Linked DNA regions of Mus musculus: region 2 is linked to region 1. The links are chromatin loops, found by intact Hi-C in ENCODE. Cell type or tissue: heart. All regions are shown on one strand.

The links. Hi-C counts contacts between places; a loop is a spot of excess contacts. Peaks named below come from ENCODE experiments on the same cell type or tissue, not always from the same donor. Only the 100,000 strongest peaks of a DNase experiment are listed, where the experiment ranks them.
Region 2: a loop joins it to region 1, with 2.5 times the contacts of the local background. A loop is called at or near these places in 1 of 42 quality-filtered maps.

The regions. Positions count from the first base shown.
Region 1 is chr8:122,696,201-122,698,700 of GRCm38, forward strand. Gm10612 (predicted gene 10612) reads left to right here and starts at 1,659. Exons shown (of 3, transcript NR_166074.1): 1 at 1,659-1,819; 2 at 1,907-2,073. It also overlaps a transcript of Cbfa2t3 not described here. In heart, a CTCF peak has its summit at 1,242; a DNase peak (open chromatin) is centred at 1,581; H3K4me3 peaks cover 2,199 bases; H3K27ac peaks cover 1,081 bases; H3K27me3 peaks cover 801 bases.
Region 2 is chr8:122,623,350-122,625,849 of GRCm38, forward strand. Cbfa2t3 (CBFA2/RUNX1 translocation partner 3) reads right to left here. Exons shown (of 12, transcript NM_001109873.1): 12 at 1,787-2,500. Among named protein-coding and RNA genes, the nearest start is that of Pabpn1l, 1.9 kb to the left of the region's middle. In heart, a CTCF peak has its summit at 1,497; a DNase peak (open chromatin) is centred at 1,112; H3K27ac peaks cover 579 bases.

The DNA of each region.
Region 1 (2,500 bases):
GATCCAGCAGGAGCTGGAAGAGGCAGGCTGGATGCTCTAGTGGAGGTGTGAGCAACCCTCCGACAGCCTGGTCCCTGCCTGTGAGAGACCCCCCCTGGAAACCCACTGTGTCAGCTCCCCATTCATCTCTAGTTAACACAGGGAATGATTCCAGGGCTGGCTGCACCATGACACCAAAAGGCGTGGCCCCCAAGTCATTCCTACAAAATGGCCCAACATCGGCACAGAACCTGTGCATGTGTGCTGGGTGACATGATCTCTAACACATATGGACAGACCTATAAAAACAACTACAAGAGACCCAGTGTTTCTCTGGAGTAATTTCTATTCAGGGTTAGTGGAATCTATGCACGTGGAAGGGCCCCATGAACATTCAAGCTCAGTGGTGGGACTGGTGGGAGGAGGAGGGAAGAGAACAGGGAGAGGGAGAGAGGAGACAGAGAGGGGTCAGGGGAGAGGAGGGAGGAGGGAATACTTAGTAGAATCTAGCTAGCCCAGGGTTGGGCTCAGAACTTCAGTCTGGGCTGAGATATCTGTCTCTACCTTGTCCCTCCTGCCTCCGCTTGGGCTCCTGCACCAAGTGGCACTCTCTACCTCCTGCTTGACGAACTGGGCCCCATGTTTCTCTAAGGCCACACCAGCAAGCTTGGCTTAAGGGGATACATCCATCTGGATCCTCCAGCCTACAATGTCTGTGGGTAGTGTTCAAGGTCTCCCTCAGTATGCGGCACCCTCCTGGCCCCACTCCTGGGAAGCAAGCCACCATCCAATCAAACCTCCAAGACCTACAGTGCCCTGCTATGAATAGTGCCCACAATAGATGCCTAATAAACACAAGACTGTGAACACTCTACCTGACCTGCTTCTGCCCCGCGGCACTCTGGGGTCTGCAGTAGACAGGAATACCACACCAGCATTCCAAGGAGTGGGGTGGCTTTGTGCAGTGCTGACCCCTTGTTCCTTTCTCTGTCACAGGGATGATGAAAGTCCATGCCCTGGCTATCCACCTCACCCATAGCCTGGCATGCCTCAGCTCACAGCAGAGTCCTACTCTGTTGCTGTTAACGGTGAACCCAGCTTACGGTGTTCGGTATGTACTGGCTTTGTAGGGCAAAGGTTGTTGGCAATCAACAAAGCCAATTAACCCATGTTCTGTCTCCAAGATTTTCAGATTCCTGGAGGGTTACAGTCATCTAAACCTGCCAAAGTGGCTCAGCTTTATGCTGCCTCTGGTGTTGATTTCTGGCATTACAGAGCCCCACATTTGTCTCCTTGGGTGAGGTTTTTAGGGAGTTACTGGGATGCACCAAGTGGGGACATTACACTGGTGGGTGAGTATTCTGTCAGAGACATATGCAGACTGCTCTGGGCACCTCTGCTCCACCAATACCCCATCCATGTTAAAGGCACAACCAAGTTCAAACACATCTCGTGGCCCTGAGCTTCAAAGGGCCCTCCAAACTGCTCTATCCAAATGGCACAGTGGCCTTTCTCCCACCTCCGGCTGACTTCTTGCCTTCCTCCCAGTCTCAGAGGAGCCATGTGGGAGATTGGGATAGAAGGGAGGAAGGACCTGGCCCAGGGCAGGAAGCAAAGGGGACAGATTTGGCGGCAGCTCTCAGGGCGGTGGGTCTATGAGGACATCCTCTGGGAAGGGTAGTTCCCTTGCGCTCGCCTGCAGGGTAGTCACATCTGGGTCTGTGAACAAGAGCATTCTCCCTGGTGTCTTTGAATCCCACACCTGGCCAAAGCCCAAAATAACACATGTTGTTGTGGGGAAGTTGGGCCACATATACCTGGGCACCATCGTTTGAGTCCTGTATGTTTTGGACGACCTGGGGTCTGGATGTTTGGGCCTTGGGAAAGCCGCAGGTTTGGGCAAACCTCGCAGTGTTTCCCTCTGCAGAAAAGGGTGCCGTGGGCCCAGGATCTGGACGTGAATCTGACTGCCACAGCACAAGCACCGTGGGCTCAGGCAGGATCCAAAGGCTGCCTAGAGTGTGGCCATGTGCCTGTGAGCCGGGATGGAGCCACCTGCTTGCATCTCTGAGTCCTTGAGGTTCTTGGAGTGAGGTGAGTGATGTAGGGGAAATGGCTGCTTGCTGAATTTCCCTCCCTAAAGCCAGCAGCCCCTGGCTGGAAATGAGGTTGAGACAGGTCCTCATTTCCCCCAATGCTCTGCTGGAAGTAATGCTTATGTGCCCGGGCCTGCCCTGTCCTGCCCTTAACCTCCTCTTTGTATTTAGAAGTATCTGAGAGCCCCTGAGTTCTAGCCTAAGCCCCCACTGTAGAAGACACAGCCCATTCCCTCCTACACAGAGCCATGCACCTGCCTCTGGGTGGGGCCAGGATTCAGGCTTGGCAGCTGCCATGCTCTTACGGGGCCACCTGCCCCAGCTGTGAGGGACACGTTCCTGTTGGTGGGGGGACTGTGTTGATATTTGAGGTAGGTCAACACAGCCACGCTGTCAACAAAGCTGGACACACACACACACACACA
Region 2 (2,500 bases), 73 kb before region 1:
TCCCAGCCCTGTTCATCTGTTGCCCCTCTGCCCTCACCTCCCAGGACTGCTGCCTGCCAGCCTACATCCATTGACTCCTTACTGGGGCTTCCAGCAGAGGGGCGGATCTAGAAACATATTGCTGGCTTTTGGCTAGACACGGGTACCGATGATTCTTGAGGCTACCCTGCTGAGCCTCTGAGTCAGCTGTGTGTGTTAACATGACCCTAAGAGGTCTCCACAGGGAATTTCTGGTGACTCCATAGCCTCATGTCTTCTGTGACCCTGTCCCCAGGCTCGGCAATAGGGTCTCTCTGAGAATCTGGCTCAGGTAGGAGATGGGATTAGTTTAGCTATATTGTAAGTGGAGTCTGGTGGCTGCCACCCCCACATCCTGGGATTGGCAGAGGGGTTGGGAGGCCGAGGCGGGAGCAGCTGTGGCTGGTGCAGCCCTAAGAAACTGTGTGCTTCTGACCCTAGCCTGACTCCTCATGTACCGTTTAATTCTTCAAAGTGGCTGAAAGCTGTATCACGCTTCATGTGATGGCTCATACTTATACTCAGTACTGGGGCAGGAAGATCACAAGTTCAAGGCCGGCTTGGGATCCAAAGTGAGGTACTGTCGAAAACAACTCACTAGTAATAAAAACTGGTGTGGGTTCCATGCCTCATAAAAGAAGGAGACTCTGTGGAATAGTCACATGACCTGAGATAATGTAGTCTGAGTAGAGACTAGTCACATGACCTGAGATGTAGTGACTGAGTGGCACTGGGCTCTCCCCAGCCCTGCTTCAGTTTCTTCCCTAGGTCTTTCCTGGCCAACCAGAGCTGCTCAGGGGCAGCATCCACATCTATACTGAGAACAAGCTGGCCATACAGGATGGACTGGACAGGGATAGACAAGCGGCCACGGATGTCCTCCTGCACGCCCTCCATCTCTTTGTATGAAGCTCTCTTGGGGTCCGGCCTGGATTTTTCCTGTACTTCCATGTGGAAGGCAGGGCATGGCGGGCCGTTCCCAGGCCAAGGCCGTCTGGATGGGGCTCAGGCCCTCCCTGGCCAGTCTCCCCCCTGAGCTCAGTGTCTGCAGTGGAAAAATTTTGTCACCCTCCTCTCTGTGCTATCCTGAGATCGCTGACACGCCAGGCCCAGTGGGGCTCCAGCCAGGCGCCTGGCCTAGGGACAGGCTTACCCCGATGCTGGCCTTCCCAACAATGCCTTCAAAAATACACCATGTTCCAAGCCGGTCACAGTACTAATGACAGTCGCTTCCTCCAGGCAGCTACTGGTGCAGCCTGAAGCGCTATGGCTGGGTGTCTGGTTCAAGAGGAGCCTTCTCTTTAGCCAGGACACAGTTGCCACAGGAGCAGATGGAGAGAAGGGTCTTTCTGCTGAGCCGCTCTGAGGCTCTCAGTGACCCCTCAGGCCTTGAGTGTCCCTTCAGTGTTCCCTCAGACCCAGTGTCTCCACCAGGCCCTCAGTGCCCCTCAAGCCTTTGCTGTTTTTCTCAGCCAGGTCTCACCATCTCCCTCGTGTGGACAGCTCAAAGAACTTGGCCCCAGCCGTAAGCTATAGGTCAGGCCCTTGAAACTCAGGGGTCCAAGGTTCATTTGGCGGGGGGAGGGGGTGTCCAAGATGGACCCCATTTGCCAAGGATCTAGCAGCAGCACAAGAACCTGAAGTTCCTCTCCTCTATGACCCCAAGACTTCTCTGGTACAACCGAACACCACGGTGACCCTTGTCTGTGCATCAGGTCTTTGAACACAGTGATCCGGTGTGCGCAGTGATCCGGAGGAGCAGCAGAGCCGTCGTAGCAAATGCTTACTTTATTACACAGATGTAATTAACCTGATCGCCACATCCGTGGCCCACAGGGCAAACATATAGGACAGCAGTAGATAGAGGTGGGTGGCGGGACCCAGCACCCAGATAGATGTGTAGGGCATGGAACACAGCTTTTCATGAACAAAACATCCAGTACTCTCCTCCCAGCTCCTGTAGGGGGAGAAGCAGTGGCTCCCCAGGCAGGCTGTGTGATGCTATGCTCACCCCAGGTATGGTGTGAGCTGAGGGCTCCTGGGCCTCTTGTCTGGGTTGGGAGCAGGAGGATGTGCTGAGCAGGCCATGCTTTGACTCAGATGCTGCATTCCTGTCTCCCAGTCTGGCTTGGTACCCTAAGGGCCAGCTGAACGGAAGGAAAAGGAACAGAACACAAGACAGAGGTTTCTAGGATTTGGGGACTTGTGCGAGTTGTTGGTTGACTGTCCTGGGCTTTATCTGTGAGCTGTCTCCAGGAATAGACAGTCCCCCTGAGCCCAGCTCGCCTCAGGCTTCTCTCCCTATCTTCTCTTCCTCTTGCCAGCATGATGGGTACCCAGGGGTCTCTGCCCAGCCTCATTTCAGAAGCTTCCCTACATAGTAGGAGCTTCAGGATGAGCAAGGAGTTCCCAGGGGGACTTGTGAATGGTCCCAAACACCCAGCAAATACTCCTTTCCATCCGTGGATTGAGGAGGGGCAGA